Linked DNA regions of Mus musculus: regions 1 and 3 are each linked to region 2. A link is a loop called in an ENCODE intact Hi-C map of the cell type or tissue named here. Cell type or tissue: left cerebral cortex. All regions are shown on one strand. Links, peaks and the distances in the headings refer to the core of each region. The heading gives the core; the rest is flanking DNA.

Region 1 (11,053 bases), core at 3,054-11,053, 300 kb after region 2:
GTGGGTTTTTTAAATTTTATTTTTTTTATTAGATCTTCACGGCTGGCCATCAGTGCATGGTGTATTTTAGCTATATCACAACTTTTTCTTGGAATGCTTAAGTTCTAGACAATGGTGCAGAGGGATTCCATTGGGATTAGTGGTCTAGTGGAAAGTTGGAGTTGGTTCCCTTCTTCTTTTCTTCTTCTTCTTCTTCTTCTTCTTCTTCTTCTTCTTCTTCTTCTTCTTCTTCTTCTTCTTCTTCTTCTTCTTCTTCCTCCTCCTCCTCCTCCTCCTCCTTTTCTCCTTCCTCCTCCTCCTCCTCCTTCTTTTCTCCTTCCTCCTCCTCCTCCTCCTCCTTCTTTCTTCTTTTTAAAGAGATGCTCTATGATAGGGGCCTCACAAAAGAGGTAGGCATTGCAGCAGACAAGATTCACATCCATATGAAAGACAGCAAAATAATATTGCTTCTGACTTCATATCTCCACACTTCTCTATGAGATCTGATGTCCTGGTAGTAGGATTAGGAGTTTGAAGAAAAGTGGATAGGGACTGGTGAAAGAGTAAGAAAACTTGGCAATTCTTCTGTACAAATTATGGCTCTTGAATGATGATCCCTAGGGATAGAGTCTTTGTCAAAGCTAGTTATAAGGTGGTTATATCTGCATTATCAAGTTCTATAGATGACTCCTCTGCTCTCTGCCCAAGCATGGTGGATTCAATCCCTTTTTAAGTTGTTACGTATATAGAAGTGAATTAATAATTTAAAAATAAGTTATTTTTAATCAACATTTTTAATATTAACTTTTAGCTCACACATAGTTCACATCACAGTAATTATAGCCTTCAGAAAAAGGGGTTATATAGACTCAATTCAAGTGGGTTAAAATGGAGAACAATGGGAAAGGCCCAAATAAAAACATATTTAATAATATAATGCAAGGCATGCCATTCAAGATGTAGCATAAAATCCCATGTAATATATGAATTTGATAGAAAACAAGATAATTTTCAGCTGAATGAACTCAGAAATGGCTTTATTAGAGTTTTGGCTGCTCTGTCCAGTGACATTGATTTTACTACATTCCAGATGGCAGGTTGGTTCTGGATGCCCTGTGCATGCCGATATACACAGTGTTTTAATTAGGCACTTTGGGCATTCATATCTCTGATGTGAAGAACTCTTTTGTATTTCCAAGGTTCAAGGCAGGGAAGAACACAAGGCTTCCTCATTATTTTAGTACAATATAAAGTTTTACAAATCAACATACCCTTTAAGAGAATATTTTCTTATTTGCAAGGTCTCAGAACATTTGGGAAGTGGGCTGAAGGGAGGTGGTGGCAATCAGTAAATTTTGGTGGCACTTGTTTGTTATCAGAGTTTAGGTACCCTAGATATTTTAGAGAAGATACCAGGTATCTTGAGGACTATAGGTCAAAGTTACCAAGCTGATGAAGGTCAGTGAACACTGTAAAGGTAGGAAGGACCTAGCTATTCAGCTTAATCAGCTACAAAGTGCTTTAAACACAGAAGCTGATGAATAATTTCCTGTATGACAGACCTTTGATTGATTGATTGATTGATTGGTTGATAGTAAATATTTGATGTGTACTACTCTGTTCTAGTCACTGGTAATAGAACCCTGTACAAGACAGCTTCCTATAGGGGAAAAGTGCCAGTCAAAGATGCTAAGTGAGAAAAGAAGCAAGAAAAATATGCAAAACGTGACTATATATATGAGTGGATGGTGGGTAGTGGGATGAAAGAGGGAATGTTAGGCAGTAGGATGAATGATTGGATGTGCGGATGTTGGGTAGTAGGATAAATGAGTGGATGTTGGGTAGTAGGAAGAATGAGTGGATGTTGGGTAGTGGGAAAAATGAGCAGTTGTTGGGTAGTGAAATGAATGAGTAGATGTTGGGTAGTGGGAAGAGTGAGTGGATGGTGGGTAGTGGGATGAATGGTGAAATGTTGGAAAGTGGGATGAAGAAGAAGATAACTAAGGTCAGACCTATAATGATAGTAGAAGATCTTATTTCAGAAGGGGGTGGATGGGTGAAGTGAGACAGGACTGTGTCTTAAAGACAAGATACAAGAAGAAAGAGACCCTAGGAAATCACAAGCTTGTAACTGTTGCAAGAGTGAGTAGGAAGAGGTGAATTCTGGGTAGGGTATACAGATATCCTCAGAGTCAAAGGTAGGGCTCTGCTAAGGTTTTTGATAGTATGATGGGAAGCTGTCTTATTTAGGGTTTCTATTGCTATAAAGGGACACCATGCCCATGGTAACTTTTATAAAGGAAAACATTTAATTGGAGCTGGCTTACAGTTTCAGAGGTTTAGTCCGTCATTGTCACGGCAGAGAACATGGCAGTATACAGACAGACATGGTGCTGGAGAAGGAGCTGAAAGTTCTACAACCAGATCAGTTCGGCATGCAGCAGGAAGAGAACGAGCCACTTCCTCCAGCAAGGCCACACACCTGCTTCAACAAGGCTACACTTCCAATTGCACTGCACCCTATGATCCTATGGGACCATTTTCATTCAAAATACCACAGAAGCCATTGGTGTCACACTTGAATGAGATTATCTGGCCACTGCAGGGGATGTAACTGTGGTGAGAAGCAGAGACACACCCAGGGAAAGCGTGTTGATGGTTCTAGTGCCTGAAGATGGCAGTCTGAACAGGAACAGCAGGTACAGCAGCGAGCCTTAGTAGGATACGGTATATATTTTGAAAGTACATTTGTAGGACCCATTTCACACACAAATGTGAGAAAAAATGCAGGGATGACGTAAAAGGATTTGGCTTGAACAATAGAACGCATGGACAGAGTGAACAGCTTGCTGCTGGCATAAAGGGGATGAATAAAAGATTTGGGGATGCTCTCTGTTTTTGGACTGGACCTGCTTAGTGAGAAGTGGCCTTGAATGATACATCTTGGTATATGGTACAGTTTGATATATGCAGCTAGAGTTAAGGAGAGAGGGAGGAAGCTGTAAGTTGCGGACCTCTCTGCATACAGAGCTGTGCTGACCTGAGGTTGACAGACAGACACCATTTCTGGTACCTGACAAGGCTGTACTCTGCACAGGTGAGTGCTGGGTCTGATGATTGCAGCTCTCCACTATCAAGCACAATGTAACCTTGTTTTATAGCACAAGTCTGGGGAAATGATTCCAGGATTAAACGCAGGCTAGATTCTTGGGTATGTGAAGACAACTGAGAACACTATGTATTGTGTTGTATTGTATTGTATTGTATTGTATTGTATTGTACTCAATCTCCACAGAGGTTTCAATGTATCCTAAACGTGCCAATGGAATAATTTTGGAATACCTGTAAGAGCTACACTTAAAAGGATTTTTTTAAACAGCAATTCTAAAGAGCTCTCCAGGCTATCTTTATGTGTTTGAAGGGTGTGTCAAGGTCATCCTGCCCAGTTTAGATTCAGGATAGGTATAAAATCACTCTCAACCGCCATGGCCTGCCTTAACTGCTGTCCGACTCCCCTTCCTTTCAAGTGCTTTCAGCATTTAGTTCCAGGGTTTGTGAATGCTAGAGAAGCTGCCAGAGAAACTCTTAGGGTCATATATTAACGCCACAAAAGGACATCTGGGGACATACTTGTGTGGCTCTTTAACATTTTCCCCATCATTCTTCCATTCAGCTACTTGTGACTAAAGGGTCTGTAGGCCAGAGAGAAGTGGCCCATGTCAGTGAAGGATGTATGTGAGGAGCATAATCAGGGATTTAAACAAATCTGCTATGCTGTTTACCTTTCTCCTTATTTATATATGTTCCACATACATGTCATCATTCACTTGCATTTGACAAAACTTGACTTTTTAAAAATTATTTTCTTTATTTACATTTCAAATATTATCCCCTTTCCTAGTTTCCCCTCCCAACCCCCCCTATTCCCTCTCCACCCCTGCTCATCAACCCACCCACTCCTGATTCCCTGTCCTGGCATTCCCCTATACTGGGGCATGGAGCCTTCACAGGACCAAGGGCCTCTCCTCCCATTGATGTCTGACAAGGCCAATCTCTGCTGCATATGCAGCTAGAGCCATGAGTCCCACCATGTGTACTCTTTGATTGGTGGTTTAGCCCTTGGGAGCTCTGGGGGTAATGGCTGGTTCATATTGTTGTTCCTCCTATGGGGCTGCAAACCCCTTCAGCTCCTTGGGTCCTTCCTCTAACTCTTCCATTGAGAACCCTGATCTCGGTCCAATGGTTGGCTTAGAGCACCCATCTCTGTATTTGTCAGGCAGTGGTACAGCCTCTCAGGAGACAGCTATATCAGGCTCAAAACCTGACTTTTAAAAACTTGATGAACATCAGCTACTGGTGGCTGTTGGAAGTGAGATGTCCTTCCTTAGCCCTCCTTTCTGTCTCTTCCATTTGGTTGTTGGCAGCCTAGCTGAGACACTCCTCTTTCCATGTCTCTCATTACAGCGCACGTTTACAGGAGAGATCAAAAGTCAGTTTCTACTGGTCCATTGGCGACTCAGTAGGTAGGGTGGAGCCTTTTGTTAGTCAGGGGGAGAGATCAGCCTCCAAGTTCAATGTAGCTGAGAAAGAATGTTTCTTTCAGTTTTTTTATGAGGCTAGCCATCATAGTAAGAAATGAGCTTTTCTGTTATTGAAGTTATTTTTTCCAGAAACAAGCAACCGAAAGGACACACCTCGCTGCAGTCTACCTGCTTAGCTATGTACACTATCTATGCCTTCATTTCACCCATTAATAACATATTTTGCTGTATCTCATAGTGATTGATCAGCAACACATTGAGTTGCCTGGGATGATATATAAAGTTTTTCCCCTTTTAAGAATTTATGGCTCAGGCATTTGAGTATATGAATGCTTCGGAAAAAATATCTTATGAATGGGATAGTATACAAATGCGTATAGTGCACTTTTGAAAGGTGAAGACCCCAAACAACCCCTATCTACTGCCACATTTCTTCAGTATGGTAAACTGCCAGGGCTTGCAAGGATTATTTTAAAACTGTGTTTGCTGGCTGCCACTGTGCTGCCAAAAATAAACTGGTCTGAGGGAACTGTGTGAGAGGACATTCCTGGAAGCTGTTTCATCTGAAGCCATTTGTGATGAAGCAGTCTTCTTCTTTCTTCTTCTTCTTCTTCTTCTTCTTCTTCTTCTTCTTCTTCTCCTCCTTCTTCTTTCTTTTGCAACTCCATCCAGGCCACAGTGATATATGTCAAAAGACCCGGGTCTTTACCTTTCTTTTCTTTGTTGTTTGTTTCTTTCTCCCTCCTTTCCTCCTTCCCTTCACCCTCTCTCTTTCCTTTTTTAAAAAAGGCAAATGTATACTTGTAAATTCTACTTAAGCCTGTGCTCAAGTACTTCAATTCTGTTAACTGGAGTTAGAGACACAAAACAACCCACATGCTACAGAACTATTTTAAAGAAGATGAAGAAAGGATTGTGTGTGAATGCTGGTATATGTTCATGTGCCCATCACCCTGGCGCGCGCACGCGCACGCAAACACACACACACACACACACACACACACACACACACACACACACTGGTGTCAGATCTATGGACAGTCCTTAAATAGGCTGGTGACCTTGAACTTAGTTTGCCTATCTGGTCCTAGGTCTTCAGCTATGAAATGTGGCCAATAAGGAATGTTTTAGGGCCAGTCACTTCTGTCAAAGTCATTAAGACTCCACTTCAGTGATAAGTCACAATTGATTTGCATGGACACCTTGCAGGGTAAAACCCCAATAACCTAAGAGTTCAGACTGCTGGGTTTGGAACAGAAGGCCAGAGCACAGGAGCACAGTACCCTACTGGAAAGGGGTGGGGAGAGAGAGGAAGAGGGAGAGAAAAGGTAGGGAGGGGTAGGGAGGGAGGAGAGAGGAGGCCGGGGAGAGGGAGAGAGAGGGAGAGAGGGAGGAGAGACTGGGGGTGGGGGGTGGATGAGGGTGGAGGCAGGCTGAGTCAAGGTTGTAACCACTTTTCCTGGGAAGGACGCAGCAATATTTGTGCAAGCATGAAGGAGACCCACAAGCCACAGAATGGAGCATTGCAACCCTCCAACCTCGGACGCATCGAAAATTTTTACAAATCCAGGATGTATATATTCAGGAGAGGGAGACAGGGGGATTGGGCATTCCCAGGATGACAAAGGTTTCAGAGGCTTCTGCTTGAAGACTTTTGAGATGCAGAGTCCTCTGAAGAAGAGAGGACTGGGATCCCCAAAACAACAGTGGAGCAAAGAGCAGCTACAGCATCTGTCCTCAAGAGTCCTTTCCTGCGTGCCTCTGTTCACAGGGATGCCTACCTCGCCCTCATCCTTACTCCCACGCGGGTCTCTGCTTGGCCCACCGCGCCCCCACCCGGCGGGTTTCTCGGAATTCCCCCAGATCCACCCAGTAACGGTTTTTGGATCGGCAGCTTCCGACCCCTCCCCCTTTTCCTTTCTCACTGGAGCCGCAGTACCGCGCGCTTCTGCGAGGGGCAATCCGCCCCGGAACCGACGTGAGCGGCCCGGGGCGGGGTTAGTGGAAGCGGCCCAGGAATCCCCCAGTTCCAGCAGGGTCCTCTCGGCACCCCACACCTCTCTCTCACGCACGACTTGCCTACCCCCATCCCCCAGTCCAGTGCTTGTTCCCAGCCTCCTTGCCCAGCTCTGCGCTCCTCCCCGCCTCCCATCCCCACCCCCGCGCGCCTGGCACGGGCAGCCGAACTCGGCGCCGCCTCCATCAGAGCCGAGCCGGCGGCTCCGCTGAACAGCCGCCTCTGCGGCCGCCGCGCCGGTCCTCCGCGTCCTCTCCTGGTCCCGCCTTCCTAGTCCCTTCGCCCCGGTTCCCCTTCCCACCCTCTTCCCTCCTCCCTCTCCAGCCTTCCTCTGCGCTCTCTGGCTGCAGTCCGCGCCCGGCCCGCCACCGGGCGGGCAGGAGGACGGCGGCGACTCCACCATGAGCGACGAGGGCAAAAAACGGTCTAGCCGGGCGGACAGCCTCGAAGCTGAGCCACCTCTGCCCCCGCCGCCCCCACCCCCGCCTCCGGGAGAGTCGGTCCTGGTCCCCACCTCCCCACGCTACCGGCCGCCGCTGCCCGCGCCTCTGGAGCGCATCGTAGGGTCGGGCGAGCCGCCGGTAGAACTGGCCCCTCGGCGCAAGGGCGCAGGAGAGCCTCTACCGCCGCTGCCGCCGTCTCTGTTGCCCGGCGACCAGGAGGTGACAGCGGCGGGCGACTCCTGCGAAGGTCCTAGGCGCCTTCCAGAGGTGAAGCTCCCCGAGGCTGCGACGGGGAAAGGCAGCCCGGGGGAGCCCGAGGCCGGCGCGTGCCGGGAGGGCGAGCGGCGAGGCACCGGAGACCAGCCCGAAACACGCTCCGTATGTAGCAGCCGCAGCAGCAGTAGTGGCGGCGGTAGCGACCAGCGCTCGGGGCACCAGCACCAGCACCATCAGCCCATTTGCAAGATCTGCTTCCAGGGCGCAGAGCAGGTAAGGCCAGAGGGACCCCAGGTCTGCAGGCGGTGAGTCCTGGACCTGGACCGCAAGGGTAGAGCTTTCAGCACCACGGACAGCGCACGCCCCACAACTGAGCTTCCCTCTCCAGTTCTCTTTCTGAGAAGGCTGATAAAGTGTTCTGGTGGCCAATACAGAAGTAAATTAACCTACACCTTTTCTCTCTACCTTATTTTGAAGTCAGGTACTCCTAGGTACTATAATGGTAACATCATCAAGCGTTTCTTGTGAATTACTCAAAGGATTTTAGTTTATAAGTAGATTCAAGCCAGGTCTCTTTTCTGTTAATGTATCCAGAGAACTTAGTTTCAGAATACAAATGAGGCTGGGGATAAGTCATGCTACATCAATACCAATATGAGGTATGCAATACCAATATGCAATACCAAAAAAGGGTGGGTTTTTTATTACAAATTTTTAATGAGAAAGGTGCTACAGTTCTTGCAAAAGGAAGTACTTGAACAGAAAGGGTATCTTAGCCAATTGATGTCCTTGATGCTTTGTTAGAAATGCATTTTTAAAATTATAAGCATCATTAGAGTCACGTACAAACTTCCACAAGAACCATCATGCAGGGGAAATGAGAATGCATCTCCCTTGCAAAGTGTGTGAAAACATTAGCTTTAATGTCTCTGAAAGTTAGGAAGTTGCATAAGAATACACAGGCTTTCAGGAAATAGCGCCCTGAGTCAATATTTATGATGCTACATTTAGAAAAAGTAAAAGTGCAGGCTACTCTGAGCTGCTTTCTGCTATGCACTTCTCCTTTAGCAATGATTAAGAATAACTGCAGAGGAAATGCATCTGACCATCCACTTAAAAGTTATTAAAGAGATTTAATAGTAGAGCCTTTCCCCCAAGGGCATTGGGGGCTGCATCTTGCAGACATTTTGTATGTCAGTGGAACATTTCTGTCATAACTGTAAGCACTATCTTAGAAATAGGTTTTTTTTTTTTAAAGACTTTAGTGTCATTCCCATCAGAGATATAAAATTTTAATTTGGTTTTCTGGGATAGAGCTTGATACTTGTATAGTTCCAGGTAAATAGAGTAGATGGAAACGAAATCAAGCTTAGGGTTTTTAAGTAGAGGCAGAAACACAGATATTTACAGTGGCCTGCTTCTTCTTCTTCTTTTTCTTTTTCCCACTCCAGGGTGAGTTGTTAAATCCTTGCCGATGTGATGGGTCTGTTCGATACACACATCAGCTGTGTCTTCTAAAGTGGATCAGTGAGAGAGGCTCCTGGACCTGCGAGCTGTGCTGTTATAGATACCACGTCACAGCCATTAAAATGAAGCAACCTTGCCAGGTAGACACAATGTTCACTCTTCCAGGAATAATTTTGTTAACACGGGTACACTTGAATTTTGTTTTGGCTTAAATGGTCTCCTTAATACTACTTAAGAATATTTAATACAAGTTGCAGTAAGACCAAGATGTAGAATTTGTAGGTGGTGCTTAGAGAAAGCCATGACATTCTTTCTGAGAAACTCCAAGGGCATTTTAACCAAATGATTTCCTTTATAATTTGTTGTTTACTGATTAAATTATACTGAATTCTGTTTCTTAAAGGCTATATTGGTAAAAATGAATCCACATGAGTCTGTTTTATTAATAAGAGATGGTATACAGCTTATTTAGCAGACTTTTTTTTTTTTTGCATTTTAAACCATACCTAGCTCAATTTATGGAAAAGAGATGCAAATGAAGTGGCTGTTTACCAGTGTGGAAACTTCCAGTTGAGTCTGTCAGCTCAAGACTAAACATTCTTCCTGCTTATGTTTTCTGTTCCATAAGAGTTTTAAAAAATTTTTTTCCACATTAACGCTTGGTGCCATTCAGTTACATATGAGACGCAGGCATGTTCCCTGCAGCCGATCTCCATAATGCTGGTGAAGTTCTACCTAGTTTCAAATCTTTGTGTAAAGTCACAGTGACACAGTATCATAAGTTTGCAGTTAACCCCCCTCCCTGCCCACCACAATAGGCTCACCCCCTCCCCCATCTCCTTATTTTTTTGGGTGGAAATGACTCAAGTTTTTGAATAGGCTGATGGAATATCAAATACAGAATGTTAAGAAGATAGCTTAGAGGAAAGTGGGGCAGTATGTAACAGAGATCTGGCAGGAGATGGAGCAGAGATGCAACAACCATGAAAAAGGCAATGGAAAATTTGAAGAGAGAAATACAATGGGACCTAGTGGCTCTCACTACTAGACTTATCCATCACTAGTAGGCTTGCCCATGGCCACTAGGTTTACCCATGATAAAACTCAATTTACATTGAGGTACACAACATGCATGGCACTGTAATATTTCTGAAGGAATCCAGAATGTGAATTATTAGTGCATTGGGAATTTAAATTTCTTAATATTCAGTTGATCCCTTATATGCAATTAATTTGCAACTCTGAAATTTGCATTTAAGGCGTAATTAGCAATCATGAGATGAAAAACGGAATTTTCTCCACCTCAGACTTACAAGTTAGTTGAAAAGGGGAAACTAACGAGAGGTATGGCCACACAGAAGTCAGTCACAGACCTTTTCCAGTTCAAAATGAAAAAGACCAAATGAAAAGGAGTTGGAGCCAGCCGGGCTTGGTGGCGCACGCCTTTAATCCCAGCACTTGGGAGGCAGAGGCAGGCAGATTTCTGAGTTCCAGGACAGCCAGGGCTACACAGAGAAACCCTGTCTCGAAAAAAACCAAAAAAAAAAAAAAAAAAAAAAAAAAGAAAGAAAGAAAAAAGAAAAGAAAAGAAAGAAAGAAAAAGAGTTGAGCCATGTCCAAGGTTATGGCCTGGCTGACATTGTTGTATCTATGATAATCTTATGAACAGACTACATGAGAGGCAAGACATAGGAACTTTTTCTCACCAGTAGTGAGCCAGAGAGAATGATGTGTGGAGCTACAGCAGAAAGGTATTTCAAAAAACTTTGAGAGCTACTATATATTCATTCTTTTTGAACATTAATTTTGCAGTAAATAGAAATAGGCTTCTTATTAACACTGAATAGATGTAAAAGTCTAGGGCAAATAATACTATTTATAGCAATTGTAACCCTATGGCCAAAGGAATTTATGCCTTTAATTTCATCAGTTTCAAAAAATAACCAGTAATTATTTTAACAAAAGCAATTCTCTAAACAATTTTTCCTCGAAAAAATCAAAATCATCCAAATTAATCCAATACTGCTAATGTATTTAAGATTGTATATGTGATATATGAGCAAATAATACTATTTATAGCATTTGTAATCCTATGGCCAAAGGAATTTAGGTCTTTAGTTTCATTAATTTCATAATCAGTAATAATTTTAACAAAAGCAATTATCCAAACAATTTTTCCTCAAAAAGTCAAAATCCTCCAAATTAACCCAACACTACGAATATATTTAAGATTGTATATATGATCTGTGACATTATCTGATTATTACTCTGAGATGGAAGGTAATATTTAGAAACAAGGTTCATGCATGCTATGCTAGTACATTGTATCATGCTAACGATGAAAGAACTTTGAAGACTATATCTAAAACATATAGTGCCTGGTACTTATT
Region 2 (11,573 bases), core at 1,776-9,775:
TACTTGCTGAGGTAAGCCCAGGCCGCTGTGTGAGAATGAGCAGCAGTGGCTATGCACCTAGAGCCTGGGCTGCCCACCTGCTTCTGCCTTTGGCTGTTTGTGGCCTTTTCTCATATTCCTCACTGCTATTATAGGATTTGCTATGAGTCCTTTGTTAAACATTGTTCACATCCCCAAATCTACAAGGACTTAGATACTTGGTGACTCTAGTTGCATCAACAGATGCATTAATGAAGGTATAAACACTTTATATTTAGCTCATTGAAGCTATCCCTGGCCAAGACCATAATACCCTGAAGAATTACTATAACATGAATGGACACAGTAAGATCTAGGACTCATTACATTCCAAGTAATAGAGACCAAAGAGGTCATAGCACATAAAAGTTGATAAATAAAACCCAAACATACTGCTCATAACCTCCAATGCACGATTTTATTTCACAGAATAATCAACCCTAGAGTTGTTTGAAGATAAAAATCCTGGTTCCAAATGAATGTTGGACAAAAATACAGGATTATAGGATTCTAAATAACACTTCTGACAATTTTATCAGAATTTGAAACTACACAGTGTTAGTTTGGAGTGGGTTTTTTGTTTGTTTGTTTGTTTTATTGGATTTTTTTTTATATATTTACATTTCAAATGTGATTCCCTTTCTTGGTTTCCCTTCTGGAATCCCTCTCTTCCATCCTCCCTCCCCTCCTTTTATGAGGATGCTCCCCCTCTCACCCACCCACTCACACCTCACCACCCTGGCGTTCCCCTATACTGGGGAATTGAGCCTACACAGGACCAAGGGTTTTTCTTCCTCTTGATGCCAGACAAGGCCTCCCTCAGCTACAAATAATACTTGGAGTCTTGAAAAAGCTTTCAATTATTGGTTTCCGTGAGATTTAATAAATCTCTATAGTTTCAAAGTTCAAATCATCTAAAATATCTCCTAACTTCTGAGGAAAATAAGTGACCTCCATGCAGGCACTTGCCCATGCCGTGGATATGAAGAGGCAATTTACCTTCGTACCCAACTTAAATACATATCTACTTTAATTACAGTAGACCTGAGCTTGCCACTGTCACAACCTCGGCAGTATGGCATTTCAAATACCAACCTGCCATGTCAAAAGGTAGGGCAACGTTGTTTGTTAAAGGGTGGAGGAGTAGAGAGACACAGGCTCTTACACAATGTGAATGTTAAGTGAAAGGAGTTGTGGCTGCGGTAGAGAGTTAGAAGGATCTGTTTTTTTCCCCTTTATTCCCTTCCTTCCACACCTTCCTCTGACTCTGCATCTCTTTGTTTCTCTTTATTTCGCCCTTTAAACATTGACATTTCACTTTGTCTATCCACCAGACTACTGCTACTTTATTGCCTTCATCACATAGAGCATCTTTAGGAAAAAAAAAATTCAGAACAATTAGCGGAACCCAGGTCTTCTCCCAGAATCCCTGGTAACAGGTGTGACCTGCATAGTGGGCTGCCTTGCCCAAAGCCATTAGATATGTGGCCCTATCTCCCTTGCAGACCACAGGAATGCCCTCTCCCTCTTAGGAGTGCTTACCTTTGCTGTGCTCCCCACACCCCGACCTTGCAGAAGGGAACAGAATTCTCAAGACCACTCCACAGTCTGCAGTGGGTAGGGTAGCCTACTCTCCCTGTCTGTCCTTCCTTGACTAGAACAATTCTGACAGCAACCCATGGCATTTCCAAAGGCCTTTGTTAGCTGAATCACAGGTAATTTTCTTCCTCTGTGGACTTCTTTGTCTTCTATTCTCATAATAATTGATTTTGAAGACATTTAACAATAAAAGTCCTACACAGAAATCTCTTATTCAGAGTTCATTCTCATGGAAAACTCTGGGGTCTAGAGAGGCCATAGAAGAAAACTCTAATTTGAAGCTGAGTCCTCAGCTGCCCAGCATGGACAGTAAGGATGCTCTAGCTGTGTGCTTGGAATACTGATGGCCTTAGCTGGCTGCAGCCATGTAATCGCTGCAGCATTCACTGTGATGAGATGTGAAGGCAATGTACATGCAGGTGCTGCGTCCAGAGTCCTTGAGAGGGCCAGGGCCAGTGGTCATTGTTAGTACAGTGCAATTGGATATCAGCTGCTTAGAGCTAGAAAATGAATTAGAGAAAGGTGATGAAGGTTGCAACGGTTGATCATCAATTTCAGGCTAAGTGTGAAGGCTAGAAGGCATGTGGTAGTTTATAAAGAGACTCCCATTGCCTACAGCCAGAAGCAGAAACCAGCCAGGCTCGTAGTGTGTTTTAACCTCAGGATCTGTCCTTGTACTTGATTCTAAGACTGGCAGAGCTCCAGAGAAGGCAACATTTCTGACACCAGCAAGGCTGCTAGATCAGGGTCAGAGACCTGGCTTAATTCTGACACAAACCTAGAATTTCCAGATGAACTGAATCCCCTTGGCTCATTCTCTCATTCAGAGCTCCGTTTGCTCACTCAACTGAAGACAAGTTGGAAGGCTTTTGCCTCACAGTGTGTTTTAACCTCAGGATCTGTCCTGACCCTGAACACTAGACCAATAACTACAATCAGCAATGGGAGCCTCCAAGCCAAATCCAGCCTATATTCTGTCTGGGGTAAAATGGCATTGGATTCCAATCACGATACCATGCCACATTGATTCCGGGTGCTTTCATGCTGCATTGGGAGAGGTGGGCAGTTTCTCAACCAGGGGCCAAATGGCCGATGTAACTTAAAATATCGCCAGTTGGTTCATTTGGAATAAATTTAGTGGCCACAGAAGCAGAAGTGCTGGTTCTGATAAGGAAGAAAAATTAGAACATGCCAAAGAATATGCAAGACCTAACCTAAGAGCCTGGATTAAGTTGGATGGCATATAGCATTGGACAAGGTTTATTTATGTGGGATCTGTCTTAGGATACAGGACTTAGTGCTTTTGGTTTACTTATGGATTCTCTTGATAGACTCTTCCTCTTTAGCAAAGTGATTACCAGACTCAATAGGGCAGAACTGTGAGGAATATATTAACAGACAGTAATAAAAGAAATCAAAGAGCTGAAAGAACCAGACATGCTGCCTAGAATGCATACGCTCTGTAGGGAAAGAAAACCCACAAGGTCACTGATTAGATGACAAGCCATTTGCCAAAGCTAAAAGGCATGAGCTGGTGAGGGGAAGCCTAGGCCACTGGGAAGTTTAACGGTGACTGTTCTCCACAGGGCAGCGATGGATTGGTCTCTTCAATAGCAGTGGGAATAATAAGATCCCAGGGTGACAGAAGCCACTTGACGACAGAACTTAGGTGGTAGAAGCAGGGAGCTTGCAGTCATTTGAATGAATGCCAAGGCGAAGCGGCAGCTAGAAAGCTTCTGTCTGGAGAGGGCTACTTGAAGCTTACAGCAGCCCTTCCTCATCTGTAGCAGGTTTCTGAAAAAAAAAAAAAAGAGCAAAAAGGCTTCATTTATCATTTATAAAGCACAATAAGAGGTTAACAACCAATAATAAAACAGACTAATTATACACATTGTAATGAAAGTTATATAAATTCTCTTTCACTTACTCTTCTTGTCCTGATGGGAGATGACACAGTGCCTGTGTGGAGAGGAACATGGGGTTAAGGACACAGCCCCGTGATGTGACAGTGGACTACTGTGTCAGGCAGGCTTGAGTAGGAGCACCGCGATGCCACTACAGGGAATTTTACAACCAGGATGGCCACTGAATAAAGTTCCCTAAGTTGCTTCTTATCAGGCATCTGATCAGGGTAATGAGAAAAGGCAACAAATAGTTACCCACACCACACGGAAAAGCCACGACTAACACCAGACCTGGGTCAGTCCTTCCATGCAAGACCCGGCCACTAAAGCTAAAGATGGGTTGCAGAAGCATCTTACTATCTCATGACAAGTGCTCATGATAATAGTTTCCTCAGTCTACACCAAGAGGAATACGTGGACATTCACTGGGTAACTGGAAAATTTGAAAATAGGTAAGTCATATACACTTAAGAAAACCCTTCAGCATGGAAAACACTGATACGCAAGGAACTTTATACTTCATCGTGATCCTTGGCTAAAGTGAAGCTTGTAAGAGGCAGTTAATCAACTTCTCAGTTGGTTCTTTTTTACTCTATTTACTTGGTGATCATTTGTTCCATTTCTGATTATGTAATTAAAATTTTATCCATAGGAGTTGACTGAATACCCTTGTTAGCTCTGCCATTTGTAAGGTGAACTCTCATTGTACCGGGGGTCAAATGGAAGCTTCTGGAATTTTCCTACCATGACCGAGACAATACACTAAAACCCAGCATCTCACGCAGGGAGAACAGCAGAGAAATCTACCATTCCAATCACATCCAGCCGTGAAAGAGGAGAGGCCCTCACAGAATCCTCACTAATTCGTTAGTTAACACCCTTCAAAACTATAGGAGGTAGACAGATCCGGGGGAGCTGGAGAAGAGAGAACCATAATTAGAATATATTGTATGAAAAATTTATTTTCAATAAAAATAGCGGTCTATAAGGACTGAATAACAATTTATAAAATCCAATTAAAATGAGCCAACATAAGAATCAACTAATTGCCCGCTGTTACTGAGTGTTCAACCTAGAAATAATGGAAACCAACCCTGAGCTTCCAATAAACTGTTTCTTGAGAGTAACCAGTCATATTTAGAAACTTGATTACTGGGCTCCCTTGCAATCTGGAAGGGGTAATAATTTGTCTTGATTGGCCTTGGCACATACTTCATAAATGGCTTTACCCTTTTGGCTTATGGATATTCAAGCAGTACCTCTAACTGACAGTTTTCAGCTTTCCTGATAGACTGACATATGGCCCTTTAGAATGTCTCACTTCATAGCAAAGAAAAACAATGGGTGCAGGACTGTGGGGTCCACTGCCCTTATCACACCCAGCCTCCCCAGAAGCAACTAACTCCTTTACAAAGCAGGGGTAAAGTTGACAGATGAGACCATGTGACGATGGAGTCACATTGAATCAAGGCCCACTATGTACTGTCTTTGCTAGATGGATTGCTATGTTATAAAATAAGGGTTGGAATTAGACCTGGATCCTTTCCTGCTATTTCCAGTGACCTTTTTAGTGAATGTGTGTTTCTTTGTTCTTATGTACTTAGTCTCTGTGCTGGATAATCATATGCCAATTTGACACAGGTTGGAGTCATCTGAGAGGAGGGAACCTCACTTGAGAAAATACCTCCATGAGACCCATCTGTAAGGCTTACTTAGATGGTGGAGGGCCCAGCTCATTGTGGGTGGTGCCATCCCTGGGCTAGTGGTCCTGGGTTCTATGAGATGGTTCTATGAACAAGCCATGGGGAACAAGCCGGTAAGGAACGCCCCTTGCATGGCCTCTGCATCAGCTCCTGCTCCAGGCTCCTGCCCTGTGTGAGTTACTATTCTGTCTCCCTCTGATGATAAACAGTATTGTGGAAGTGTAAGCCAATTAAACCGTCTCGTCCCCAAGTTGCTTGTATCATGGTGTTCCATTGAAGCAATAGAAACACTGACCAAGGCAGTCTCTAATGTCCTGGTCACCAGAAGGAAAGGTTTCCGCCAGGAATAACAACAGCGACGACAACAACAACAACAACAACAATCTAAACTTGAAGCTGCAGCTACTACCTAGTTGTAGCCACATATAGGTGGTTCACAGGGTAGGCTCTGAGTACTCCCGTAGAGATTCTGATGGTAAATAAGTAAGTGACAGAAACATGACTTGATCTTGGCCATTCATCACGGCCATGAATCCTCATGGTGACTAACGGTTCAGGTTCTTTACGGAGCAGAGTCTGAGTTATCAAACCCAAACTCAATAGCAGAGGTATTTAAATGCACAAGGAATCTAGAAGAGATAGTAGAAGGAGGAGGAGGAATTTGCCAGCTATGGTGATAGCCACTGTGTAGCTGTCTTCTTGTATGTTTCTGCAGCAAAAGAGAACTAGAGTCAAGAGTCTAATCTTAAATGAGGAGATGAACTTGTAATCTAAAGATAACAGATATGGGAGACTCAGTGGAGTGACATACTTATTTCCCAAGCAGTCAGAGGAGTTGGATCCTAGTTTGGCTTGTGGGCAAAGGCTGATAATCCCAGTTCACTGGAGAGGCTAAAGCGTGAGGATTGCAATTTTAATGCTTGCCTGAGACACAAAGAGAATTCAAGGCTTATCTAGGCAACTAAATGAGAATCTGTCTCAAAGAAAAAAAATTTAATGTGTTTATAAAAAGCACAAGGGATATAACAGCTCGGTGGTAATATAGTTGTTAAAAAGCATGTGGTCCTAAATTCAATCTCCAGTACCAAAAATGAAGGAGGATTGTGGAGGAGCAGTGTGAGGAGGAAGAGCGGTGGGAGGAGGGTGGAGGCGGTTACTTGACTGACTTTTGCAGATGACCCGTCACCATGTCTCCTCAGGAATGGCCTCTGCTGAGCAGGAGCTACCTCATCCATGGTCACAGCTGATCATTTCTGATGACATGTTTATGTGTCGCTGTTAGAAACCCTGAAGGACCATTTCCACCCAGTCTCCCTGTGGAGTTTTCTCAGCTTCCAGTAACAGCATCACGGTTCAGCTGCTCCCTGTGCCCTGCCATTCATTGCAGGTGGTGCTCCCAAGTGCTCCTGCACATGACCTTGCCTATTAGAGCCCAGGTCCCCTGGGCCTGACCTAAGAGCACGCTCTGGTTTAAACATTCTATACATGCCCTTTCCCCCCAATTTTTACAACTCTACTTAAAAATAAATCATTTGTTAGCACATAATTGCTCCATAGCAAGCTGAAAATGAAAAGACGTAGTCATTTAATTTAGCTCAAAATATTTTACCGAACACAAAGGGCTTCGTTTCTGCGAGTAGCCTTTGTCACAGAGCATCGTTCCTGCTATGAACTTCTGGTGCTAAATTATTTAGTTTTTAATAAAGTCCTAATCCATTGTTTGGATAGATGTTTCTGAAGTTTTTTTTTTTTTAAATGTAGTTCTGTTTTTAAAATTAGATCTCCATCTGTCATCGCATGGAATGTGTGGGAGCACACGGTGAATGGACTTATTTTTAACCCTTGGAAGCTATTAGTTTGTTTAACTGCATTCTTGAAACAGAAGTGCTGGCATGAGTCCGTTTACCCCACCCCTCACGATTAAATCTGCTTTGTTTTGTGATCCACTGTGACGTATTTTGAAAGCTCCAATCATCATCTTCGCCTTTAAGCGGGACCGCAGACAGTGATCTGCCCCCTCTGTGCCCTCAGTCCCTCTCCACAGTACGTTCTCGTTTTTGCAGCAAGGATGACGTGTTCACGCAGCATCCCACGGACCTCTTCAGTTACTAAACTTCTAGCCTCCATTGAGAATTCTGATGTTCCTACTTAAACTGGCGCTAGTGTTAGGCGCCAAAAGAATGTAGACCATGTTTAATCTTTTAATTAATCATCAATTTAAAAATGAATCGGATAATGCTTAGACTGGTTCTACTCAAATATAGATAAGGTATCAGCATACAACATATGGAGAAAGAGTTTCTAATAGGCATTCTCTCACTTATTTGTTCCATTCCTTTAAAGTTTTCCCAAGTAGAATTTCATTTCTATATAATTTAATATCTTTTTTTTTTTTTGAGAAAGGGTCTCTCTGTATAGCTCTGGCTACCTTGGAACTTGCTCTATAGACCAGGTTGGCCTTAAACTCACAGACATCCACCTGCTTTTGCCTCCCAAGTGCTGGGATTGAAGGTATGAACCACCACGCCTAGTGATATAATATCCTTTTAAATATCATTCTTGATGCTACTTATTTTAATTGTAAATTCCAAACACAAAGAAGTAGAGAAAAGGACTCTTTAAGTGCCTATCACTTGCCTTAAACCATAACCAACATTTTACAGCTTTGTGTATCTACACATTCCTACCACGTGTCTCTTCTCCCACATAGACACACACTGACACACAAACATACAGACACATAGACACACACGGACACGCAGACATATAGACACATGGACACACAGACTCATGGACACATAGACACACATTCTTTCTTCCTGGCACATTTGAAGTCAATAGCAAATGTCATGGAAGTTTCTTCACTCATCACATGAGATTAAACAACAACAACAACACACACACACATACACACACACACACAAACATATATATGTCTGTGTGTATGTGTATTATATATATTATATATTAATGTTACATATTATATAACACACACACACACACACACATATATATATATAAAATCATCTAGGTACATCAAAAAATAAATATGTAAAATATTGCAATAGTTCTTCAAATGTGTCCAACTTTCTCAAAGTCCTTTATAGTCTGCCTAATCAAATGCTAAACAATAAAACCCACAAACTGCACAGTTATCATATATCTTAACTACTTAATGTACAATGTTTCTCCTCTCTTCAATTGTTTCTATGCTTTTTGAATTTGTTGAAGAAACCAGCTTATGTATCTTTTAGGTCCTGTTTTCCACATGCTTTGTTTTTCTACTTGTTTCTCTGTATTTCTGACAAAGAACACTAACAACAACAACAACAACAACAACAACAACAACAACAATGACAACCCCCTTGTAATTGTATCTGAGCCTTGCAGTGATTAAAGTTCAAGTGCTTTTAGGTCACACTGTTTCCCATGCTGTGCACTTCCTGTGGATTCCACCATGATCTCATGAAATCTATTTTTCCAACTTCGAATACTACAGATAATCAAATAGGTGGGACCCAATACTCTGCCTTTTACAGCTGTCCTGTGAACTCTCACTGACAAGATTGCTTCCACCTGGTGGCTCATTAGGGATTGAAGTCATACCTTTTTTTAAAAAAAAAAATTTGGCCCCTGCTTCTAAATGATTTATTCATAATTCTCCTTTAATATTAGCTTTGCTAGTTATCTGGTTCTGTTGAGATCTAGTTAATCCAGGAAGAGAAAGCCAAATTCTAGATTTTAGATACCTAGCTGTTTTCACAGTAATGAGCTAATTTTCCATAAGTAAATCTTTTTAAGTACCATTGTGAGCACATTGATTGTTTAATTGAAAATTTAAAAGAGTGTGATTATTATTTTCTAAGATGGTCATACTGTGTCATTTTGCTAGTGGGAGCCCTTTCAAGTTGGCTGTCTATCCATCTATCTATCCATCTATCTATCTATCTATCTATCTATCATCTATCTTCTCTAATTTTTAATAGATTTCTTTCTGAGTTTGACATTGCAGAATGCTTCAGATCATTTCATACATTTTGGATTTCATATAGATCCCCTAAAGATGATTTACTGCTCAAAAGGAATGCATATTTTAAGTCAGTTGGACATAGTGGAGAGTGCACATGTGGGCATTGAGCTCAGTAGATTAATAGAGCGCCAATCTCACTGCCAACCAGTTCTGTGGGACCAGAAAAGGCCTATCCCACGCTAGGATATCAACACCTTTCACTGAGACAAAACAAATTTACAATAAGACAGGAGATTGTCTTACACTGGTTTTAAATGGGAAAAAAAAAGCATAGTTTGTAGCCATGTCAAACACACAGAGAACTTCATGATGAAGTATGCTGAAATGCTAATGGCGACATCCTGGGAGGGCAGACTGCAAGCCTTTCTCTCCCACATGCCTCCTTTTGTACATTTATCACATAGCCTAGGATGCAGTGGAGATAACTTCATTAGAAGGAAAAGAAACCTCTCGGGCAGGGCAGAAGCTGGAGTGGTGATCACACCGCGCTTGAGAAACGATTCATCACACCCTCCCTCTTTTTTTTTTTTTTTTTTTTTTATCTCTCATGGTCAATTTAATTCACTTATTCCTGAACAGAATTTAATATAGAGCACAGAATAAAGAAAATATTGATGTAGCCACACTCTGCCATCTGCTTCCTCTCTCTGCGCCATGCCATATTGATTTCAATAGACCAGGTCAGAGCTGAGTGTTCCCCGCTTTCAAGGCTGACCCCGAAGGCCTCACACTCTTCCGCCTCCACGATCCCAGGGGAGCCTGTCTGTGGTCCCGGTTGACAGCTGCAGGCGGAGCAGTAAAAACAGGAAGTGAAATAAAATCTCTGTCTGACATGCTTATAAATCAATATCCCCACAGGACAGACCTGTTAGTGTTGGGAACTCATCGTAGTCGTCTCATTGATCAGAGAGCTAAGTTAATTGATTCTTTATTCAACTAAAATTCAGGGCAACTTGTCAAAGATGAATTTATCTAGTAATCCTTTAAGATATGAAATAATCTCAAAATTCTTTTGTGGACCCAGTAGGGAGAGATTTCTAAATAAAGATTCAATATGATTTTAAGGAATGAATGGTGTTCTAATCTGAGTTGAGAGTTATAACGATTGATACAATTCGATAGACACCTGAACTCTATAAGCAAGGGAGAGAATCACAACTTTTCTTTATGCCTTTTTTTCTATGGGACTATATCGTATTTCAAATGGTAATTTTTGATTTTTGCCTTGCGATGATGTCAGCAGAGCAAGCCTAGGGTTGTGAACCTGGAGTACAGTGTGTTACTGCTGGACAATGAGCTGTCTTTGGCAGGTTTTCAGGTGCCTGCCTGCCTGCGAAGAAGCTTGTGAGGGAGCCTATCCCGGCAGAGCCAGTTCCAGAGCCCTTTTTACTCTTTTAAAAAAAAATCAATTATTTTATTTATTTACATTTCTTTTTAAAAAAATTAATTTTATTTGTAATTCATTTTTTACACTCCATATTCCACTCCCTGCCCCCTCCCCATCTATCCTCTGACTGCTCCACATCCCATTCCTCCTCCCCACCCCACCCCTTCTTTACGTGGATACCCCTATCCCTCCCACCCCACCTGACCTCTAAACTCCCTGGGGCCTCCAGTCCTTTGAGGGTTAGGTGCTTCATCTCTGAATGAACACAGACCCGGAAGTCCTCTACTGTATGTGTGTTGGGGGGCCTCATATCACCTGGTGTGTGCTGTCTGTTTGGTGGTCCAGTATTTGAAAGATCTCAGGGGTCCATGTTAATTGAGACTGCTGGTCCTCCTACAGGGTCGCCCTTCTCCTCAGCTTCTTTCAGCCTTCCCTAATTCAACAACAGGGGTCAGCAAATATCCTCCTTCTGGGTTTCCCCTCCACAACCCCCCATCCCATGCCCCCTCCTCTTTGCCTCTGTGAGAGTGCTCCCCCACCCTCATTCCCACCTCAGCGCTCTAGCAACCCCTTATGCTGGGGTATCAAACCTTCTTTGGTGTTCTTTATCTTTGTGTTCTTTCTGCAGCTTTGGATGCTGACTTGTAGGTGGACCAAAGCCAGCAACAGGACTGTTATTAAAAGTTAAAAGTCCGGAGCAGTGGTGGCGCACGCCTTTAATCCCAGCACTTGGGAGGCAGAAGCAGAGGCAGGTAGATTTCTGAGTTTGAGGCCAGCCTGGTCTATAGTTTTAGGACAGCCAGGGCTACAGAGAGAAACCCTGTCTTAAAAAAAAAAGTTAAAAGTAGGGCTTCTTTTTTTACGGAGCACTTGTTTGTGGTTCTGTTACTACGTTGAATATCAGAATATGACCATGATAGAGACAGTTGTGC
Region 3 (8,000 bases), core at 1-8,000, 320 kb after region 2:
TCTAATCTGCTTGGGCCTGTCCTAGAAATTGGAATCCTAAGTGGAAAAAAAGTGGCTGACCTTCTCCTGGCAGGGAGGGAATTCCATGGCCTATCTATCTCCCAGTCAGAGAATTGCTTTGCTCTTCTGTTGCATGTGAACAGAAGCATCGGCTCTCCCTGGGTTGCCCTGACTGTCCTTCAGATCCACAGGCTTTCAGTGCCGTTGTGTCAGCTCTCTTGTTTCTCAGACTTTCAGGAGCCTCCTGGGATCACAGAGGCTGCTCTGATGAATCTCTAGCCACACTGATTAACGATCTGAGGACTCATCAGGCTCAGTCATATGAACTAGCTCCTGGCCATAAATCTCTCAACACACACACACACACACTCAGACACACACACACACACATGCAAATGCACATGCATGTGCCCATACACATGTACATACACAGACACACACACAGACACACACACAGACACACACACAGACACAGACACACAGACACAGACACACACACACACACACACACACACACACACACACACACACACACACACACACTATTGGTATTGGTTCTATTGAGAGCCCTAACAAATCCTCAATGTAGTTTCAGGATTTGTTAAAATAGACCATTTAGGACTTGAGTCAAGTGGAGGACACTGATGTGAAAGATAGGCAAATCTCTCACCAAGGACACTTGAAATAATTTACTATACCCTTCTAGAGGTATCACCCCCCTCCTTCTACCCTTTGAGTGTCTATTATACTCAGTGATTTGTTTCCAAAGAATAGAGTGATGTGGCTGTCAAAAGTGGAGAGGGGAATAGATTTACATTTGCAATGTCTAGCAATTGCTTTAGTCACACGACTAAGGCTAACACTGCCAGGGAATGATACCATCCCTAGTGGTCATGTTGATAGCATATACCCTTGATATGCTGTGATGAAATTGTCTCACCTGAAACCCAACACCTCAGTACATTTATGAAAAACCATTAGACAGAAAGAATTGAGAAGAAGCCTACAAAGCACTTGAGCAATTTTTAAAGCTGAAGAAAAAGAGTGAGGAACATATGAGACAATAGGAGACAGAAAGGACACGATGACTAAATGTGATGAGTTCGGGCTGGAGCCAAGAATAGAAAATGGAGCCTGAGAAAAACCAGCATGCTATAAAGTGTGGGGACTAGTTGACAGCAACACCCCTGTGGTGGTTGGTTCATCAGTTGCTGTGAATATGCAATGGCACTATGAAGTGTTAACAAGAAGAAAACTGCATGTAGGGTACATGGAAGAGGTGTACGTTTAGGCAGATAGGGGACTTAGGGAAGTCAGAGGACGTGACACCTCAGATTAGATGCTGATGTTGATGCTGATGCTGATTTTGGAAACTAGTTGAATTGCATTCTGAAGGGCAAATAAAGGAATAGACAGCATGATAATAATGTAGATATTTCATAATCTGTCCCAAATGTACTGTTTTATATTAAAGAACCAGAAAATTTGGAGTTGTGAATCTCATATGGTCCAAAGTGTTTTAGGTGAGACATTTTGCCCTGAAGAGTGTTCTAAATGGACACTTTTTATGGTGATGTTAAAGTCTTCTATTTTCTTGTTGATTTCCTTTCTGGGGGAAACTTGATCTTTGATGTCTTCAACTGTTCATTTTGAATTATTTGTTTTCTCCTTCATGTAATTTAGGGCTCTGGTATAGAGAACTAATATGTTTCTAAAGTTTTATCCTCCTGACATACTGGGCATTTTATCATTATAGATTTTTTTTTGTTTGTTTCAATGTTTTAGTCTAATTTTAGTTCTGTAATGAAATATCTTATGTCTAGTAGTTTGAAAAAATAGAAGTTTATTTCTCATAATAGAGAGTTATAATCTAAGATTTAGGTACATGCAGGTTTGGTGTCTGGTGACGGCTAACTCAATGACTGCTGTGTCCCCAAGACAGGGGTGAAGGGAAGAGACTGAAACTTACTCCTTTCAGACCCTTGACCAGGTCCTGAGTTCCACCTATGAGGATTATAGTCTTATAACTTAATTGTCTCTTCAAATCCCTGCCTCTTAGTAGCTAAACTGGTGATTGCATTCAGAAATACAGATTTCTGAAGCGAACTCTCACTAAATACATAGAAATCTCCAGCTTCATCTTGGAATTAGTTTTGTCTGATGTTATCTGTCCACTGTGACTCTACTTTGGTTACATGTTCCCGTGACACAGAGCCCTATCCTCCTTTTACCTCTCCATCCATCTGGTCTTTGAATATGAATCGGATCTCTTAGAGAGACTACATGGTTGGATCATTAAGTATGAAAATTTGGGTCTGAATGAAGTTGGTTCCTATGATAGAAAGTTATTAAAAAATAAATGAATACTTTGTAGGTTGAGTTCAGATTATAAAGTTATTAATCTAGAGAGTCTAAGATTCTATACTCAGGGGTCATATGCTGAATTATGTTTTCTTAAATTCCTAATGGACTCTCTGTGAATATGTGTTAACTTAGACACTCATTCAGTTGTCTTCATCTACAATTTGTAAGAAACTATCTGGGTTTTTCCTGCTCCTCCTCCTCCTCCTCCTCTTCCTCCTTCTTCATTTCTCTTCTTCCAATCCAGGACCTGGAATGAGAAATTAAGCATTCAGGGGTTAACTTTTTACTAGTATATGAATACACAATACTTTTTACTATTTTCAAATAGCTAATATTCTCTGTAACTGCAGACTCTCCAGAGGAGGATAGCAAGTTGACACAACCAGCCTCTGCCATTTATGCCATGGCCTTTTAAACTATGCCACATATATTTTTACAAGGCTTGAGATTCTATGAGGGTTGTCAGAATATAGTTGAAAGAACATGGGCTTCGGTAATATGCAGATCAATATAAGCTCAGCTACTTGCCAAGCTGTGTGGTGAGTCCTGATATAGTGGCTATCAATTCCTTATGTTGTTAGATTGACAGAATCAAATTAAACATTTATAGATCCTTAATTATGGTATCCTTGAAATTACTTTTAATGCTGATTTTATAAAATAGTAATTATAAAGCAAATAAAAACCAGCTTTGAAATGATTTCTTTTTTAGACAAGTGCATTTTTTTCCTCACTAAAAACACAGTTCCTGAGATGAATGGGTTTGCAGAGCAGTTCAGTCATCTCATCTAATGTCGCCTGGAAACTAGGCTGTTTGGAGAATGAATGCTTGATGCTCTGATGTTCAGCATAATATAATTGAGATATATTGAGGTATCTTGAATGACTTGGCCACAGTGAAAGACATGCAATGACTTAGAGGGTGGGGAATGACTTTCTGTTGCTCCTGGAGCTGTGCAAATTGATACTTGGCCTTCCAGAATCCATTTGGAAATAAATGGGCTTCATTTATCAGTGCAATGGATTCTGGACAGCCCATATTATTTTTGCATCTCTGCCATTTATAGGGAATGTGGCTATAAAAGATTCTGGAGGGTGAGAATTCTTTCTTCAGAAAACTTTTAATGGCCTGGAGAGATTATCTTTGATCTTATGGCACTTGATTAACATGAATGGAATACTTGCTTCCCAAAATTTGGTGGGGCAAGTCACTAGTAACTCAACACCTCCAGCTTTTAAAGTCCACAAGTGTGCCTTGGCAGCTGAGAGTCTTTCATTCAGAAGAAAAGCAGCAGTCACGTCTTAGGGACTGTGATGTTCATCGCAAGAAGGAGGAACAGCCATTTATAGAACAGTATTCTCCATCAGATCTTCTCTAGGTTTATTGTTTGGTTTCATCATGGAAAAGTTTAGGCTCAAAAGTTTAGAAACCTTTTCAAATAAATATAGAGCAAGAAACAGTCAAGGTCCTTTCCAGTTTGGTGGCAGAAAAACTTCCCTGTGCAACTCTGCCCTCTAGTGTCTCACAGGAACCAAGGTTATGTTCTTGGAGTCCTGCTCAAAGTTCTCTGGGTTAAGGTTATCTCTGTACTTGGACATGAACATGACCAACATTAAACTCATTTAAGGTTTTCATTTTAAAGTAGACATTTAGTTAAAATGTTTTTAAAACTCAATGACAAAAAGATGTATCATGTATCATTGCTTAGCTAATCGGTGTGAATGAAATTTTCTATTTGGCTAGGCACACACACACATGTATATATAATATAATATATTAACAGAATATGTTTAACAAGTACATATATCATGTATTGGTCAGGTTAAACATTAAACTCTTAGGCATTTTTGAAATAATTTTACAGTAGTTTAAGATTAGAAGGCGTGTGAACTCAAACAGAGTGAATTCATTTGCATTTATTTTAGGAAGAACATTCAATTATGATTGCTTATTATATTTCTGGCTGGGGTCTTGTTTAAAGAGAACATAATTATAACACCTAGTAAGATCAGACTATGTTTGTGTGACATTGAAAATCAAACACTTCTGAACAAGGCACAAATTCTTTAAGCAAAATAATTATCTGGTTTCACATGTACAAAAGCAACTACTGACCAATAATTGGAAAAACTTTATTATTTGAAAGAGAAACTGGTCACATGCTTGCTTCTGTATTTTTTTTTTTTTTTTACATTTTCAAAGAAAACATTTTACTTTGCTTGGGGCTACATTTCTAAAGAGAATTAGATGAGACACCATTTTTATGATGTAAAGTTTATGAACTTTATTTGAAAATTAGGTTTTTCATTATGAGTGATTATTTCACTAATGGCAAGCCACTGAGCTTGAGGGGGACTGTCTTCCAGACAGCTTTAGTTCTTAGTTAACAGAAGGCTGAACGTTAATTATGCTGTAACTGTTGAGGTACCAACCACCCCTGAGGCTCTCTCCTAGTGAGAGCATGCATGAAGAAGAATACTTTCTAGGCAGTTGTGACTCCCTAGTGATCTACCCTTGAAATAACAAAGAAATCAAAAGAAGAAAGGAAGAGAAACATGACTTTTATTTTTCTAGGTGGGACATAACATTTAACTTTAGAGTTACAATGTAGTTTAACAATCGGAACAGTTGGATGCAGGCAAAAATTGTGTGTCTGGAAACACATATGAACTTTCCCTTTTCATGTTAAGTAAGCCAAAATCGCTCTTGGTTTGAGGCACCAAAAATATAGGATCTGTAATGACCGGTGTTCTAAGGAGCTTGTGTTGTCCCTGTCCCACCTTACTATGTGCCAGTAGGTCTGTGGAAGCATAACAGGCAGTGGAAGGAGTGCTATCTCTGTCAGGGATATCTCCTTCAACTCTGGTTTTTAGACAGGTGGAGGGAAAGCTGAGAGAAGCTGAGCAAGACCTTTCAGTTAGATTATAGCGTGTTCATATGTCACTGAGCCTATACCACTTATTTATGTAGCTTTTTCAAGATAGACCACCAGATTTCAATGTTTCTGAAAACATTTGTGTGGTAGAACCACTTTATACTTATCCCTGACAAGCTTACAAATAAACAAGACTCAGGCTATTTTTATTTTATATGGCTTTGACAATTACTGGATGGTAACCTCTAACGTACTCTTCTAACTGCTCCCCTGGCTACATCCCCAATAGGGTACCACAGATACTTGCTGTTTCTCCTGGCAGATTCCTCTTCTCTCATTTCTCCTCCTCCTCCTCCTCCTCCTCCTCCTCGTCCTCCTCCTCCTCCTCATCCTCCTCCTCCTCCTCCTCCATGTCCTCCTCCTCCTCTTTCCTTCCTCTTCCTCCTCCTCCTCCTGGCATCTCCTCACTCCTTTCTCTCTTCTCCACCCCTAACCAAGTAACTCAAAACCCACTTATTTCTAACCCCTCCAGTAATTGGTTGTAGAACACTTTATTTAGCCAATCGTTTTAAAATCAAAGAACAAGCTTTTCATAACAAAAGCTTATAACCGCGAGAATTACTTGTAGACCTAGACCTTTCCTATGAGTACAGAATTTACCATTATTAATTGCATCACATGAGCAGAAAAAGATTACGTATGTTTATCTTATGAAACATATATTTTAAGATATGTAAAATTGTGAGGAGACTAAACAAGCTGAGACATATATGTATCACCCTACTTACTTGGTATTTGTTATGAGAATCCTTAAAACCTACTCCATAACTGTTTCAAGAATACATCACTGTAGTGCTGATTATAGTCCCCACAGAGCACTTGAACTTGATTCTTCCTAATTGAAAATTAAATCCTTCAGCCAACACTCCTGGCCCATGGTGGCTATGTTCTATTTTCTGATTCTGTGTTATGTGTCTTCTCATAAAGGAGAGATCATACAGTATTTGTCTTTGTGTACATGTGTAAGTGTGTGTGTGTGTGTGACTTATTTCAATTAACATAATGTCTTCTTAGTTTATCTATGTTGTTATAAATGGAGAATTATTTCTCTTTGTTTATGCCAAGCTGATTAGCATGCCATTGTTAGACTTTGGAAGCAGGTCAATGATTAAAGACAAAATTGGGATGGAGTACTGGAGACTACAGAGTTTATTATAAATGTTATTAATACTCATCATTATGTGTAGATGCCCCATTTTCTTTTTCTGTTCATCTGTAATAGAGGGGCACAAGTCGATTCCATATTTGGTTGCTGTGAATAATGTTGCAATGGACTGTGTTGGTGCTGGTAGCCCTTGTGCATTCATTTCCTGTGGAGTATACCCAGTGTTAAGATTATTGGGCCATACGGTAATTCTGTTTTCCAATTCAAGAGCAGCCCTCATGCATTTATACAGCTGTACCAGTTTACACACTGTAAGCTTGTACCTTAAACACTGTGGAATTTGCCTTGCCTCTATATTCTTGCCCACACATAACCTTTATCCTTTTTGATAGTAGTCATTCTAACAGGTATGAAGTAGTAACTCACTGCACTTTCCTTACGTTTCCTTGATTACTAAAATAAATGTTCAACTTGTTTTTTTTTTCACATGTGTTTTAGCCATTTCAGAAATGTTGATTTGAGTCCTCCCCCGCCCCCGCCCCTCGGCAGTTGTTTTTCTGTATAGCTCTAGCTGTCCTGGAACTCACTCTGTAGACCAGGCTAGCCTCGAACTCGGAAATCTGTCTGCCTCTGCCTCCCAAATGCTGGGATTAAAGGCATGAGCCACCACTGCCTGGCTTGATTTGGGTCTTTGAAAAGCAGGTGTTATTTCCTTGGTATGGTCCTGTGTGAATGCACAGATTAAAAATATTTTCTCTCATTCTATAGGTTGTCTCTTTATCCGGATGATAGTTTCATTTGCTACACAGGACCTTTGAAATTTCAATATAGTTATTATTTATGTCTTTATTTTTGTTGCCTGTGCTTTTAGGGTCACATCCAAACAAACCGATCCTGGTGTAAGCAACTCATACATTCAGTGGGTCCCACACACAAAGAAGACACAGAAGTAGAAGAGGGGGGTCATCAGCGGAGGCAGAGTTGAGAAAAGGTGATGGGATGAAAATGACTAGAATTCCTTACACACATGTCTGAAACTGGCAAAGAATAAAAAACCCTCTGACTGTTAAGTTGGAATGTACCTATGAGACAGCCATATTTACCTTCTGTGGTACTAAAGGATTTCTCCTGTGCTTAACTTCTATTTTCAGTGTAGAAGCATGATGAAGTTCATCAAGTATGTCCACATCTACTAAGATATCATGGTGACATGCTGGGTCATCTCTATAGATCTGTGTATGTTGACATTTTCTCATATTCCAAGAATAATATCTACTTTGTCATGTTGACATTTCTTTGGTTTTGGTGTGCTGGTGTTTTGTCGCTGATTTTTGTGTCTCTATCCATCAGGGTCAATGGTAACTTTCTTTCCCCATCGTGTCCTTTTATTTCTTGAGGTTCCCAGCAAGGTCAGCAGTGAGTGCCCGACATTTGGCTTTTGTCTTAGAGTTTCAGTGGATTGGTAATCATATAAATATTTGATAGATCCAACAACCAAGCCACCAAGTCTTGGGATTATTTAATTATTTATTTGATAGCTGATGCAATCTCTTTACTAGTTTTTTATTTTTTTATTTTTTTATTTTTTATTATGT

The links. A loop is a pair of places that touch in the nucleus more often than their neighbours do. Peaks named below come from ENCODE experiments on the same cell type or tissue, not always from the same donor. Only the 100,000 strongest peaks of a DNase experiment are listed, where the experiment ranks them.
Region 1: it touches region 2 in a loop (3.0-fold over the local background); 3 of 42 quality-filtered maps call a loop at or near these places.
Region 3: it touches region 2 in a loop (3-fold over the local background); 9 of 42 quality-filtered maps call a loop at or near these places.

Annotation. Positions count from the first base shown.
Region 1 is chr15:26,302,324-26,313,376 of GRCm38, forward strand. It overlaps Marchf11 (membrane associated ring-CH-type finger 11), which reads left to right and starts at 6,725. Exons shown (of 4, transcript NM_177597.6): 1 at 6,725-7,469; 2 at 8,648-8,803. The coding sequence starts at 6,939. In left cerebral cortex, for the core only: a CTCF peak has its summit at 6,452; DNase peaks (open chromatin) are centred at 5,011, 6,484, 6,618, 7,327 and 2 more places; H3K4me3 peaks cover 3,266 bases; H3K27ac peaks cover 1,594 bases.
Region 2 is chr15:26,006,494-26,018,066 of GRCm38, forward strand. No RefSeq gene overlaps it. Among named protein-coding and RNA genes, the nearest start is that of Zfp622, 28 kb to the left of the region's middle. In left cerebral cortex, for the core only: no CTCF peak of the experiment used is centred there; DNase peaks (open chromatin) are centred at 6,121, 6,471 and 7,209; H3K4me3 peaks cover 329 bases.
Region 3 is chr15:26,323,483-26,331,482 of GRCm38, forward strand. The region is part of intron 2 of Marchf11 (membrane associated ring-CH-type finger 11); the gene reads left to right. Among named protein-coding and RNA genes, the nearest start is that of Marchf11, 18 kb to the left of the region's middle. In left cerebral cortex, for the core only: a CTCF peak has its summit at 3,884 (motif pointing left); DNase peaks (open chromatin) are centred at 1,161 and 3,864.